2 separate regions of the Mus musculus genome follow, and region 1 is linked to region 2. The links are chromatin loops, found by intact Hi-C in ENCODE. Cell type or tissue: gastrocnemius. All regions are shown on one strand. Each heading gives the region's core, and the rest is flanking DNA. Links, peaks and the distances in the headings are about the cores only.

Region 1 (8,017 bases), core at 3,452-5,951, 250 kb before region 2:
ATGGCAGGATTAAAAGATAAGGGTGCTGAGTTCCTAGATTGAATAATAAATCTTTAGAACAGTTATTCCTAATGTCTCATTCATGAGAAAAGTGAAATAACTCAACAAGTGGGTTAGAACCTAAAGCAAATTTGTTGGTTATATAGAAGAACATCAGGTAGTTTGAGATGATCATCAAGTGCTGAAAGAAATACATAAATTGAAATGCAAGAACATTATCACTATTAAAGAAAAGGTCTTGGGCTGGTAAGATGGCTCAATGGGTAAGAGCACCCGACTGTTCTTCTGAAGGTCCAGAGTTCAAATCCCAACAACCACATGGTGGCTCACAACCATCCGTAACGAGACCTGGTGACCTCATTTGGAGTGTCTGAAGACAGCTGCAGTGTACTTGTATATAATAAATAAATAAACCTTTTTTTAAAAAATGAAAAGAAAAAGTCTTTACACAGGCAGGTAGCATAAGCCTTTAATCCCAGCACTTGGGAGGCAAAGTCAGGCAAATTTCTGAGTTCAGGGTCTTTTCTATGGACTGGAAATCTTAGAAGGTGACATGAGATTAAAATGTTTCCTACAAAGTTTCTAATTAATGGTGGGAATAGTCAAAGTGATTCCCAGTCCCAGTAAATAACTTCATGAAAAATCTGCTACAACTGTGGTTCACCTATAGTAGTCTCAATCTCAGTTTAGAAGCCAAACTCAGGACAACCACTTATGTCTTGTCGGTTCTGGAAAGAAGAGTGATGCAAAATTTAAGGTCAAGGATGCTTGGTCTGTGGTTTCAGTTCAGCACTCTTCCAGTTCCTCTCTTGCTAAGCATCAGAGCCCCAGTGTCAAACCTGGGTGAGCTCACTGCTTGAAGCTATGAGGATGAATACTTAGTTGCATTATCTGAACTCAGGATGTTGAGATACACAAGGTATGAGACATCTGCTATGGAGAGCTGCATATATAGAGGAGAAGTAACAAACCCAAGAGATGTAGGAGAAGTTGCCCCTTAAAATTGAAGCCACACAGGCCATGCATGGTGGCACACACCTTTAATCCCAGCACTTGGGAGGCAGTGGCAGGTGGATTTCTGAGTTCGAGGCCAGCCTTCTCTACAGAGTGAGTTCCAGGAAAGCCAGGACTATACAGAGAAATCCTGTCTCAACAAAAAAAACAAAAACAAAAACAAAAACAAAACAAAAAAAATTGAAGCTACATGTGTCTGAGACAGAGCAACAGGACTTGCTGTTTCTCCTGCTGGCTTCTTCCTTTGCCCCATCTACCCACTGTACTCATTCCTGTCTATTGGAATGGGAAAGGGCATTCTGTGCCATTTTATGTTATAAAAATATAACTTGTTTTCAGACTTTAGAAGATGTGACAGTGCAAAAATTGCCTTGAGGGTCAAAAGAGACTTTGGACATTGGAACAGTGTATATGCTGTTGCAGATTTTAAGGGTCTATGAAGTAGGATTCAAGGCAATTTTATCATGGAATGACTATGACTTGGTGGGTAGTTAGGTGTATCAAAGAGCTTCCAGATAGCAAGTTAGCTTTAAACTTTTGTCTCTTCCCGGTGTCCTTCCTTGATGAGAATATGGAGGTTTTTGTAGAAGAAGCCATACTAGTTGCAATTCCTTATTGAGATGGCATTTGAGTGTCTATTGGTTTAATCCATTTCCTCTTCCTTCTGTTTATACAGTTTTGATTGAAATTCATCCTGTAGCTTCCTTCAAATATCCTTCCTTCCTGTCATGCCTTCCCCATAATAGACTCTGTCTTTAAATCCCTTAAGATGCTGTGGAAGCAATAGCTAGCTAGTCAGTCTTAAGTTATTTTGCTTAACCAATACTTTCATACTTTATTTTTGTTTTCTATCTTTAAAGATAATGTTTCTCTGTCGCCCTACCTAGTAGTCTTGTATGCCAGCCAGGCCTTGAACATAGAGATCAAATTGATTCTGACTTCAAATGTTGGGACCAAATGTGGGCCAACTAGCCTGGCCTGTTTTATTGACAGATGGGCCTGTAATGTGTGTGTATTTCATATGTGTAATGTCAAGGATATGCTTTTGTGCTGAGCTTTATCCACCTCCTGGTTTTTGAAATTTCACAGATATTATCATCGTATTTCCCAGCATGGCATGTACGCATGGCATTAATACTGCTTAGACTTCTCAGTCATTGGATGGCAGGTGCTGACCTTCTTTCTAGTTGTTGTTTTTGTAGTGACTTATGTTGGGAACACTATGAGTCTTTAGTCTGTGTACATGAATATATACCTCATGTGTGTCCAGTCCTCACAGTAGACAGAAGATGGCCTGAGACCTCCTGAAAGTGGAACAAGGGAAAGCTGTGAAACCCCTGTAAGTAGAGGGAATTGAGTTCACTCATTTGTAGGAGCAGCAAGAGATCTTCATGTGGCACGTAGCCTTTTAACTACCTTGCCTTAAGTTCCGGACAGGCACACATCCAGTTCCTGCTCTGGTTGCCTTGGATCAGCAGATGAAAGTCACACAAACATAGACACATTAATAATTTTACCCTGCCTTATGGCTCAGTGGCTGGACTTTTCCAAGCTTCTCATACTTAGTGTGTCCTTTCCTTTACTCCTAGCTCAACACTCTATATCTCCTTAGAGATAGCTTAGTTATCTAGTTACATGGCCTTGCTCAACATCTTAAACCAACCATCAGCTTAATTGTCCAGTTACCTTTTTACCTTTTTTGTTTTCTTTTGTTTTTTGAGACATGGTTTCTCTGTGTAGCTCTGGCTGTCCTGGAACTCACTCCGTAGACCAGGCTGGCCTCGAACTCAGAAATCCACCTGCCTCTGCCTCCCAAGTGCTGGGATTAAAGGTATGTGCCACTACTACCCGGAATCTGCTGTCATCTTTATTGATTGATCAAAAAGCAATTGGGGAGAAGGACCTTTAGAGTTTACATGCAGGTTCCCATACATTCAAAACAACCCCATACATTTCACAGCTGAGCTATGTCTCCTGCCCTATGTTGTTTTCTTCTGTCCAATTGTAACTGTTTAAACATATATTCCCTTTTGGTAACATCCCATTAACAATATGGATTTATATGAAGCCACAATTACTCTGATATTTAAACCACACAAAGATCCAACAAAGAAAGAGAACTTCAGACCAATTTCCCTTATGAATATCGATGCAAAAATACTCAACAAAATCCTCGCAAACCTAATCCAAGAACACATCTAACCAATGATCCATCATGACCAACTAGGCTTCATCCCAGGTATGCACAGATGGTTTAATATATGGAAATCCATCAACGTAATCCACTATATAAACAAACTCAAAGACAAAAACCACATGATCATCTCATTGGATGCTGAGAAAGCATTTGAAAAAAATCCAACACCCCTTCATGATTAAAGTCATGGAAAGATCAAGAATTCAAGGATGATACCTAAATATAATAAAAGCAATATACAGCAAACAGTAGCCAACATCAAACTAAATGGAGAGACAGTTGAAGCAATCCCACTAAAATCAGGGACTAGACAAGGCTGCCCACTTTCTTCCTACCTATTCAATATAGTACTTGAAGTCCTAGCCAGAGCAATTTGACAACAAAAGGAGATCAAGGGGATACAAATTGGAAAGGAAGAAGTCAAAATATCACTATTTGCAGATGATATGATAGTATACATAAGTGACCCTAAAAATTCCTCCAGAAAACTCCTACACCTGATAAACAGCTTCACTGCAGTAGCTGGATATAAAATTAACTCAAATAAATCAATGGTCTTTCTCTACATAAAGGATAAAGGGTCTGAGAAAGAAATTAGGGTAACAACACCCTTCACAATAGTCACAAATAATATAAAATACCTTGGTGTGACTCTAAGGAAGTGAAAGATCTATATGATAAGAACTTCAAGTCTCTGAAGAAAGAAATTGAAGTACTCAGAAGATGGAAAGATCTCCCATGCTCATGGATTGGCAGGATCAATATAGTGAAAATGGCTATCTTGCTGAGAGCAATCTACAGATTCAATGCAATCCCCATGAAAATTCCAACTCAATTCTTCACTGAGTTTGAAAGGGCAATTTGCAAATTCATCGGGAATAACAAAAAAACCTAGGATATCAAAAACTATTCTCAACAATAAAAGAACCTCTGGTGGAATCACCATGCCTGACCTCAAGCTGTACTACAGAGCAATTGCGATAAAAACTGCATGGTACTGGTACAGCAACAGATAGGTAGATCAATGGAATAGAATTGAAGACCCAGAAAAGAATCCACACACCTATGGTCACTTGATCTTTGACAAGGGAGCTAAAACCATCCAGTGAAAAAAAGACAGCATTTTCAACAAATGGTGCTGGCACAACTGTCAGTTATCATATAGAAGAATGGGAATTGATCCATTCTTATCTCCTTGTACAAAGCTCATGTCTAAGTGGATCAAAGAACTCCACATAAAACCAGAGACACTGAAACGTATAGAGGAGAAAGTGGGGAAATTCCTCAAAAATATCGGCACAGGGTAACAATTCCTGAACACAATAGCAATGGCTTGTGCTATAAGATCAAGAATGGAAAAATGGGACCTCATAAAATTGCAAAGCTTCTATAAGGCAAAGGATACTGTCATTAAGACAAAAAGAATGCAGGGCATGGTGGCACATGCCTTTAATCCCAGCAATTGGGAGACAGAGGCAGACAAATTTCTGAGTTCGAGGTCAGCCTGGTCTACAGAGTGAGTTCCAGGACAGCCAGGGCTGTACAGAAAAACCCTGTCTAGGAAAAAAAAAAGAAAAAAAGGACACCAAGAGATTGGGAAAGCATTTTTACTCATCCTAAATCTGATAGGGGACTAATATCCAATATATACAAAGAGCTCAAGAAGCTGGACTCCAGCAATTCAAATAACCCCATTAAAAATGGGGTACAGAGCTAAACAAAGAATTCTCAACTGAGGAATACCAAGGGGCTGAGAAGCACCTGAAAAAACATTCAGCATCCTTATCATCAGGGAAATGCAAATCGAAACAACCCTGAGAGTCAACCTCACACCAGTAAGAATGACTAAGATTAAAAATTCAGGTTACAGCAGATGCTGGTGAAGATGTGGAGAAAGAGGAACACTCCTCCATTGTTGGTGGGATTGCAAGCTTGTACAACCACTCTGGAAGTCAGTCTATTGGTTCCTCAAAATTGGACATAGTACTACCAGAAGATCCAGCAATACCTCTCCTGGGCAATACCAAGAAGATGTTCCAATTGGTAATAAGGACACAAGCTCCACTATGTTCATAGCAGCCTTATTTATAATAGCCAGAAGCTGGAAAGAACTCAGATGTCCCTCAACAGAGGAATGGACACAGAAAATGTGGTACATTTACACAATGGAGTACTACTCAGCTATTAAAAACAATGAATTTATGAAATTCTTAGGGAAATGGATGGACCTGGAGGATATCATCCTGAGTGAGGTAACCCAATAACAAAAGCAGTCACTTGATATGTACTCACTGATAAGTGGATATCAGACCAGAAACTTAGAATACCCAAGATACAATTTGCAAAACACAAGAAAATCAAGAAGAAGGAAGACCCACGTGTGGATACTTCATTCCTCCTTAGAATAGGGAACAAAATAACTATGGAAGGAGTTACAGAGATAAAGTTTGGAGCTAAGAGGAAAGGAAGACCATGCAGAGACTACCGCACCCGGGGATCCATCCCATCATCAGCCACCACATCCAGACACTATTGCATTAGCCAGCAAGATTTCGCTGAAAGTACCCTGGTATAGCTGTCTCATGTGAGGTTATGCCAGTACCTGGCAAATACAGAAGTGGATGCTCACAGTCATCTATTGGATGGAACACAGAGGCCCCAATGGAGGAGCTAGAGAAAGTACCCAAAGAGCTGAAGGGGTCTGCAACTCTATAGGTAGAACAACAATATGAACTAACCAGTATCCCCAGAGCTCATGTCTCTAGCTGCATATGTAGCAGAAGGTGGCCTAGTCAGCCATCATTGGGAAGAGAGGCCCCATGGTCTTGCAAACTTTATATGCCCTAGTACAGGGGAACCCAAGGGCCAAGAAGCAGGAGTTGGTGGGTAGGGGAGCAGGGTCGGGGGAGGGTACAGGGAACTTTTGGGATAGCATTTGAAGTGTAAATAAGAAAATATCTAATAAAACAAAACAAAAAACAAAAGAATATGGATTGAGCCAGTACACCTCAAGTTTCTGGAAGTTGACTACAGACTGGATTGTATGTACCATTCTCTTAGGAATTTAAGTAAAAACACATGATTTATTTCTCTCTTTCCAGTTTGGTTGGTTAATTATGGCAGGGGATGCAGGTCTTACTATGCAACACTGGAGTCCTAGAACTCATTGTAAACAGCACAGTGGCATCAGACTCAATGTGATCCTTCTGCCTCTGTCTCCCTGACTGCACCGTTAAAGGCATAAGCCAATAGACCCAGCTTCTTTATTAATTTTCATAGTTAGTAATTGTTCATACAGTTTCTTAAATGTGTGGTAAGCAGTATTGATCTTGTGGAGCTTGTCTCCTCTTTATGTCTATTAATTGACGTATCTCTAGAAAGGCTAAATCCTACTCAAAGGGTGAGAAATGACAGAGGTGAACCTCATTATTAGGTTTCCTTCTAAAATGACTTGGTAGCGATAGTAGAAGTTCTGTGTCAGGAAATCATTTTGTCTATTGTGGTTTCTTTTGTAAACGTGTATGTGATGCTCTAGAATGCAGTGACTTATGAGGATGTGCATGTGAACTCCACGCAGGAAGAATTGGCTTTGCTGGGTCCTTCTCAGAAGCAGCTCTACAAAGGTGTCTCTAGCTGCATATGTAGCAGAGGATGGCCTAGGTGGCCATCAATGGGAGGAAAGGCCCTTGGTCTTGCGAAGATCATATATCCTAGTACAGGGGAACGTCTCATCAAAATGGTAAATCCTCGGAACTTCAAGAAAGACCTAAGACTGTGGAAAAGAACTTTAAAACCATGAGTTTGAAAATATATCATTTCTGAACTAAACAAAAATATAAGGATGCAATATAAATCGTATAAGGGGCTTCACAGATCTAAAGGAACAGAGGCAGCTATACTATGAGCCAGCTTACCAGAAAGATTCAAAGACAGGCAAATGCAAATGCAGGCAGATCCCTGAGTTTAAAGTCAGCCTGCAACAGAGAGAATTTAGGTCCTGGTGTGGTCAGAATGGAAATCTCAGGAAAAGGTCTCACCCAGCTAAATTTATGCTCTGCAGATAGATCTCTGCATTCTTTTGCAGTGCTTAAAAAAAAAAAATGCTTGTTGTCAAGGTTCTGGTGATTCTGAATGCTGACTCATAGGATAATCAAAAGCAACCCTACAATAAAGAATGAAATTGATGTGTAAATTAAAACCTTGGCTTTTGGTCTGCATGAGATTATCTAGCTAAAAGTTGCAGCACTTCCTTTTTAGATTCTTTTTTTTTTTTTTTTTTTTTTTGGCAAGACCTGAGCAGTCTGGACATATCTGGTAAACCTAAATAGTTCTTGACATTTATTTTTTCAACAAGATTTTCTGACATTGTTTGGAAAATCCATGGAGAGAAAACACAGCTCTCTTACAATTTCTAGCTCTTTTAGAATTTTTTCAAAAACAGATATCTAAAGAACATTTCACATTCAGACAAAAGAATATGCCTGCTTCTCAGCACCTCACAGAAAATTCTCCAAAATTACTTGGAGTCAAAATTCTCAACAGAAGAATCTGGAATGTCTGAGAAACACTTAAAGAAATGTTGAAACTCCTTACTCATCAGGAAAATGGAAATCAAAACAACCCTGAGATTTTTTCCTAAACAATCAAAGTGGCTGAAGTCAAAAACTCAAGTAAGAGCACATGCTCCCAAGGGTGTGGAGAAAGGGACCCCTCCACTCCTGGTGGGATTGTAAAACTGAATAACCACTCTGAAAGTCAATCTAGCCATCCTCAGAAAATTGGAAGTAGTTGTACACACAAGGTACT
Region 2 (8,017 bases), core at 1,766-4,265:
GAAAGGCATGCATTGGACAAACACTTGTAGAGCTCAGACAGATGTGTTTGGAAATCCCCTGCCTCCTATTCAGGGAAACGAGTATGGGGGACAGCCCCGAGTCCCCAAAACCATCTCATTTCTCCCGGCCACGGGGCACAGTCGGCAGACAAATCAGCCTCTGGTCTCTCCAGAGCCACCATAGGTAGTGCAGGGCTGGACCTGTATTCCTCTGCCAGCGCAATTTTAACACCGGAGGATGGCATTTACATCCTCCCCACAGGGGTCTGTGGGCCTCCTCCACCCAATACTTATTTTTTTTAATATTAGGGCGTGCTTCCGCCACTTTAAAAGGACTTAATGTCCATCCCTCATTAGTAGATAATGACTGTACTGGAGAAATAAAAATTTTAGTTAGTGCCTCTCAAGGGCCAATATCCATAAACAAAGGACAACGTTTGGCACAAGCCTTGCCTCTACCTTTAAATACCTCCTATTCAGCTTTGGACAAACGTCGTGGCTCTTCACAGCCAGGGTCATCAGACCTTTATTGGGTTCAAGCAATTACCAAAGACTGCCCGACACTCTGCCTTAAAATAAATGGCAAGCGTTTTGAGGGCCTTTTAGACTCAGGTGCAGATTCTACTGTGATTTCACAAAGTGCCTGGCCTGCTGCTTGGCCGTTAAAGGCCTCTTTAACTCATTTACAGGGAATTGGACAATCAAAAAATACTCTCCAGAGTTCCATTGCTCTCCCTGCATGTCAGGCAGATAAGATTACTTGGAAAGATGATACCCCTGTCTGGCTTGACCAGTGGTCCCTTCCTGCAGAAAAATTGTCAGCGGCCATAGAGTTAGTGCAGGAACAATTGGCAGCTGGACATATTGAACCCTCCACTTCACCGTGGAACACTCCCATCTTTGTTATTAAAAAGCGAAATGGTAAATGGAGATTGTTACAAGATCTTAGAGCAGTTAATAAGACCATGGTCCCCATGGGGGCCTTACAACCTGGGATTCCCTCTCCAGTGACTATTCCCAGGGGATATGTTAAGTTAATGATTGATTTAAAAGATTGTTTCTTTTCCATTCCTCTCCATCCTGAAGATTATAAACGCTTTGCATGTACCCTTCCAGTGGTTAATTGTATAGGTCCTTCTCCTCGATTCCAATAGAAGGTTCATCCTCAAGGCATGGCTAACAGTCCTACCCTTTGCCAGAGATATGTGGCACAAGTTCTTGATCCATTCAGAATGTCTTACCCTGATCTATATGTAGTCCATTACATGGATGACATTTTGGTTGCTGGACCTGTTCAAGACCAATTATATATTGCTAGTCAAGAGCTTATTAATGCCCTTCAAAATCAAGGACTCCAGGTTTCACCAGAAAAAGTTCAGATCCACCCTCCTCACTTGTTTTTGGGTTTTGAGTTATTTCCTAACAAAATTCTCTCTCAAAAGGTTCAGGTAAGACAAGATTCCTTACAGACTCTTAATGATCATCAACGTCTGTTAGGAGATATTAATTGGCTTCGTCCTTATCTGAAACTTAGAACAGGAGAGTTAAGACCTTTGTTTGACCTTCTAAGAGGAGACCCAGATCCGTCCTCTCCACGCATGTTAACTCAGGAGGCACAAAGGTCACTAGCTAGAGTTGAACAAGCCATCAGTGAGCAAAATATCGGGTATTTCTCCCCAGAGCTTCCACTTCAGCTCCTTGTCTTCCCTACTCCCTTTTCACCTACAGGCCTGCTGTGGCAGCTCAAACCTCTGTTTTGGGTCCACATGTCAGCTCCTCCCTCCAAAGTGCTGCCCACATATCCTCAGTTAGTTGCTAATGTTCTGCACCTAGGCAGGGAAGCTGCTCTTAAGCTTTTTGGCAGAGATCCAGATGTTATTGTTCTCCCCTATGATGCCTCTCAAGTTCAGTGGTTACTTAAAAATAATGATGATTGGGCAGTTAATTGTATCTCTTTTCAAGGTGTGATTGATAATCATTATCCTGCTGATAAATTAGTTCAGTTTCTACATAGGACACCTGTGGTTTTCCCTAAGAGAACAAAGTCAAACCCGATTCCTGGGGCTATGTTAGTTTTTACTGATGGGTCTTCCTCAGGTATGGCTGCTTTTAATATCGATGGAAAAGTCTCACGTTTTATGACAGACTTCTCCTCAGCACAGCTTGTTGAATTGGCAGCTATTGTTAAAGTATTTGAACTATTGCCTGAAGCTTCCTTCAATTTATATACAGACAGCGCCTATGTGGCTGCCTCTGTTCCTCTTTTAGAAACTGTTCCTTATATCCGCCCTTTTACCAATGCATCTCCAATGTTTGCTAAACTTCAAAGTCTTATTCTTTTTTTTTTTTTTTTTTTTTTTAGATTTATTTATTGATTATATGTAAGTACACTGTAGCTGTCTTCAGACACTCCAGAAGAGGGAGTCAGATCTCGTTACGGATGGTTGTGAGCCACCATGTGGTTGCTGGGATTTGAACTCTGGACCTTCGGAAGAGCAGTCGGGTGCTCTTACCCACTGAGCCATCTCACCAGCCCCAAAGTCTTATTCTTGCTCGTAATTTTCCATTCTTTATTGGACATATTCGTGCTCATTCTGGCCTGCCTGGACCTTTGTCTGAAGGCAACGATATAGTTGATCAGGCCACTCAGGTAATAGCTTTAGCTTTGTCTATTACCCCTCTTGCTGCTGCCCAACAGGCCCATGATTTACATCACCTTAATGCGCATACCTTGAGACTTAAATTCTCCATCACTCGTGAACAGGCTAGACAAATTGTCCGGCAGTGTAGGGGCTGCCTGACCCTTTTGCCAGAGCCACATGTGGGAGTCAACCCCCGAGGACTAATTCCTGGTGAACTGTGGCAGATGGATGCTACCCATTACACTCCCTTTGGAAAGTTAAAATATATTCATGTCTCTGTTGATACCTTTAGTAGATTTATCTGTGCATCTTTACAAACAGGAGAGGCTACTAAACATGTTATCAGCCATGTTCTCTCCTGCTTGGCAGCTGTGCCACAGCCTAAGATCCTCAAGACAGACAATGGCCCAGGATATACTAGTGCCAGCTTTAAACAGTTTTGTGCTCAAATGAGCATTAAACACATTACTGGGATTCCCTATAATCCCCAAGGTCAAGGTATTGTAGAAAGAACTCATCAAACTCTTAAAAACATGCTTTTCAAATTACAGATTGGAAGAGAAATTCTATATCCTCAGTCTGGTAACTCCAAAATGCTTTTAAATCATGCATTATTTGTTTTAAACTTTCTGACGTACGACAATGCAGGCAAGTCTGCTGCAGATCGCCTCTGGCATCCTTCTACTGCTAATAACTATGCACAAGCTATGTGGAGAGATTCCTTGTCCAACAAACGGCAGGGTCCAGACCCAGTCCTCATATGGGGCAAAGGACACGCTTGCATCTACGATTCAAAAGCACAGAATGCTAGATGGCTCCCTGAGCGCCTAATTAAACCTTACAACTGTCCGGGGAGGAAAAACCCTGAAAAAATTTCTAAATGTGCTTCTTTACAGAAAAATGAAAACACCAAAAAAGAAGTCACTTCTGATCATCAAGATTTGGTTGTGTCTTTGCCTGACGAGAAGCACATTGCCAGTGGTAGGCCAAGTTAAGAAAAATCCTTATCGACTTTATAATTACACCTGGCTGATCATCAACGAGGCAGGTGACATAGCTAATGCCACCTCCAAGATTGAAGGCTCTATCCCATGGCCCATCCTGAGAGTTGATCTTTGTAAATTAGTCTTAGGAGGTCATAATGACTGGGGAACTCACTTAGAATTCCTGCCACAAGAACAAGCTATTGACGATCCTAGACAAGTTGCCTATACCACTCCTGGATGTGCTAGTTTAAGTCGCAGGAGAACCCTTGCCGGTGTTTAAAAAAGATGGGGCACATACGTTTGTCCTGGCCCCAGTCACCGGAGTCGCACTCTTAATCATAAATGTGGCTCCGCCCCTGATTATTTTTGTGCTTCCTGGGGCTGTGAGACCACGGGAGACACCTATTGGAAACCCACTTCTGATTGGGACCTAATAAAGGTCCGGAGCAGGCCAGATTATGCTGCCTGTGCTAGTTCCAACCAGACCTCCAAAGGATGGTGCAACACCTTAGAGATCTCCTTTACTGACGCAAGAAAAAAAATTTAATTGGGAATATACACAAGGAGCTGAGTGGGGTTTACGTATCTATAAAAATGAAAAAGATTTCGGAGTAACTTTCAAAATCCAGTTACTTAAAAACACCCCATCTTTAGGGTCGGCTGCTATAGGCCCCAATCTCTTTTTACATTCCTCATATCCTAGAAAGCCGAGTATTCCACAGACTATTACCTTAGGACTACCCAAGACTACTATATTCCAACCTACTTTACCTGCTGGATCTCCCTCCTCCGCAGAATTAATTTTATCCTTAGTTAATGCATCAATTGCTACTATAGATGCAGCTAATGCTACTCAATATGAAGAATGTTGGGTGTGTTTTTCTCCTCAACCTCCCTTTTATGAAGGGGTGGCAACATTCGGATCAGTCGTTACAATTAATGATTCCAGCAAACTTGGATGGCACCCCGAGAGCCATGATGGGCTCACTTTAAGTCAGGTGTCTGGCATAGGCTTATGCCTTTTGGGGCCTTCCATACTTCCTCCTCAGGCCTTATTAGAGGTTTGCATTCAGACTATTATAGTAGAGGCCACCTCTAGATATCTAGCAGCACCTAAAGGTACTTATTTAGCATGTTCTACTGGACTTACTACATGTATAGTTACTCAGACCTTTTTAGATGATAGAGATTATTGTGTTGTAGTTCAGCTTCTCCCGAAGCTAACAGTACACCATGCAGAAGACCTCCTCCAGTTTTAGAAGAGTGACACAGATCAACCCTGTAATAAGAGAGAGCCTATTTCTGCAGTAACCTTAGCAGTGATCCTAGGCTTGGGAGTTGCAGGCACAGGAACAGGCATTGCATCTTTAGTCACTTCCCAGCAACAATATACTCAGCTTCACCTTGCTGTAGACAGAGATATTCAAGAGCTACAGAGAGGTTTAAAAAATTTAAAAGATTCCTTGGTCTCTCTGTCTGAAGTAGTATTACAAAACAGGCGAGGTCTTGATTTAGTGTTCCTTAAAGAAGGAGGGTTATGTGCAGCCCTCAAGGAAGAATGTCGTTTTTACTCTGACAAGACAGGCTTAGTTCAAGATAGTATAGATAAAGTTAGAGCTAGTCTAGAAGAAAGAAAACGCAGCAGAGAAAAACAAGAATCTTGGTATAAAAATTGGTTTTCTACTTCTCCTTGGGTCACTACCTTGCTTCCCACACTTCTGGGACCTTTCTTGGGTCTTCTGCTGCTTTTGTCTTTTGGCCCCTGGGCCTTTAAAAAATTAACCAGTTTTGTTAACTCACAGATTGAAGCTGCTTTAGGTAAGCCGGTTGCAGTCCACTACCATCAGCTAGATATCCGAGACTCAGACGAAGAAGATCCTCCTCCCACCGAGACAGAAACAGCGACTCGTCTCCAATTTTCCACCCTTGCTGCTAAAGCAGAGTCCCCTTGGTTCCTTAGGTTTTGGAGACAATAGGGACAAAGAAGGGTGACCTCCAGCTCTTGTTATAGCTTAAGAGCCACAAATTGTGGTGTTACAATTGGCATGCTTACAGAGGCCTTACTGAGTCTGAGGTTGATAATTCTCCTACGGGAGCTGCACAAAACTCAAAATTGTGCATGCTGGTTCGTAATAAATACGAATCCAGTATGGGCCCAGCATGGGTGCAAACTAAGTATTGCAGGGGAAGGTCCAAATAGACCGTTTCTGAGTTCCCTGAGAGACAAACCAGGTTAGGAAGAGGTTGGTATCTAATTTCAGTTACAATTTATGATTTTTTCAAAGGCTCTGCCTCACCTCCCCAAAAGATACCAAGAGCCCCAAGTGTGGGTTTGTGACAGCACCCACGGGAGGAATTGGGTCAATGTCCCCCCAGCCATGGTAATGCCCGCTCATCCAAGGATGAAAAAAATTATTTGATCACCTCAGTTAAGTGTGGCCTTATTAAATTTAATTCAGAAGGGGGAAGGTATGAATAATTTGCATTGTATATGCCATGAGGAAGCTCATCCCAGCATGAGGATTTTTTTCACTTGTGGGATAATCTGACCCTGAAGTGACCTAGGATATCTTGACCAAAAACCAGGAAGAATAAAACTTCCAGTGGTAAACATCTCAGATAACACTTACTGGTGTCATGACCCCGAACTTCTGGAGCTGCAGGGAAGACTATGGCTACTGTCCTGAGACAATCAGTCTGCCTTGGCTCTCTGGACCTTGCAACACACCCTGTTGACCACTTTTAATTTGGATGACTGTGAAATCCTGGTGTCCTCACTCTGTAAGTACCATGAATATAGGCATGTGCAACCATGCCTGGTTTAAGTGGCTTCCACTTCAATTACTACTGCATTAGAATTACAGCATGTGAAAGATGAACAGTTCCAATTAAGTATATTCAGAAGCAACTTAACTGTGTGACCCTCAGTTTTACCATCTGTAGAATAAAAATAGAAGTCTACCCTAGTTTTGGTGAATTATAACAGATGCCACCATAAACCAAAATACTATTGTTCTTAGTTCACAAAGAGTGGCTTTTAGGTAGGAGAGCTACATAGGATGGGAGACTTCTGTTAATAGTGTTAGGACTAGGGACTTTGTCCTAACTACTATAACCAGCTAGGCTGAACCACTCAGCCTCATTAAGCCAAAAAAAAAAAAAGTGTTATATGGCGACAACGTGCCCACCTATGTGTGAGATACATACTTGATTGCTGACTACTCTACATTCTTACATCTCTATGAGAGAGATGAATAGAATGCTTTGGGTGTATACCTAAGGTATTGTTCTTTCTATTTTCATCTATTGAGCATTTTAATTTTAATATTACTAAACCGTGTTGACAAAACAGGACTCACTGAGTGTACATCTCCTATCTTTGGACTTGTACTCAGAAGACTGACACATGACTATCAAGAGTAAAAGGATAACCTTGACTAATGACTGACACCAAAGCTAGAATGCATAATAACCAACTCTCACAGGAATTTGTGAGAAAATGACACACAAAGCAGCGCCCACCATGCTTTCACCAGCAACCTTACTGGAAATGTATGATCTCACTGCCCTCATATTTAACTAAACAATGGACCACTTAGAAGATGAGTATCCAACTCATTTCATTGCAGTAGAAGAGTACCTATCAACAAGAAAAGTGGGATTAAAGCTGAACAAAAATCACAGAAGGAAGTCAAAGACCGCATAATAAACATCTGTAAATGGAATTTAAAGACATAGAATAAGCTCTAATATATATTCCAAATGTTTGAAAATGAAACCACCACCACAATTGGTGATGTCTACTACAACACTCGAGTGACCATGGGAAATAATTTACTTCCATCAAGGCTCTGATGAGGAAGAGATGAAGCAGTATATTCTTCCTGATATGGAAAACATCTGTGATGTTACAGTCTATAACGAGGTCATCAACGTGGATAGGGTTTTCACTTGTATAAGTTTTTTTTCTATTTCCTGACATCATGATGATATAAAACACTTTAATTATTTAGATGGCTAGAGACATGGCCAAGTAATTAAGAAAACTTCATTCCCAGGGACAAGGTCAGGTTTGGACATCTTCCTGTATTTTCTGCCATGAGAAGATACAACAAAGTAATAATCTTGGAAATCAGCATAGACATGCACATACTCACCCAAAGATGCAGGCAAACCCCATAAATAAAATTAAAAGAAAATGATGAGCAAGAAAATTTTACTCATGATGTTCTTCTTGTATAAGCATTAACAACTATAACCCAGGGTTTGTGGTATCTAATGCTTATCCACAAAGTTTTTCTTCATCATGAGTTGGCTTATGTAACAGAAAGCAAGCATAGAGGATTGATGGCAGAAAAATCAATACTTCTCAGTTAGTAGTGTCATCTG

The links. Hi-C counts contacts between places; a loop is a spot of excess contacts. Peaks named below come from ENCODE experiments on the same cell type or tissue, not always from the same donor. Only the 100,000 strongest peaks of a DNase experiment are listed, where the experiment ranks them.
Region 1: it touches region 2 in a loop (5-fold over the local background); 16 of 42 quality-filtered maps call a loop at or near these places.

The regions. Positions count from the first base shown.
Region 1 is chr13:62,190,155-62,198,171 of GRCm38, forward strand. No RefSeq gene overlaps it. Among named protein-coding and RNA genes, the nearest start is that of Zfp808, 64 kb to the left of the region's middle. In gastrocnemius, for the core only: no CTCF peak of the experiment used is centred there; no DNase peak of the experiment used is centred there.
Region 2 is chr13:62,442,085-62,450,101 of GRCm38, forward strand. No RefSeq gene overlaps it. Among named protein-coding and RNA genes, the nearest start is that of Zfp935, 21 kb to the right of the region's middle. In gastrocnemius, for the core only: no CTCF peak of the experiment used is centred there; no DNase peak of the experiment used is centred there.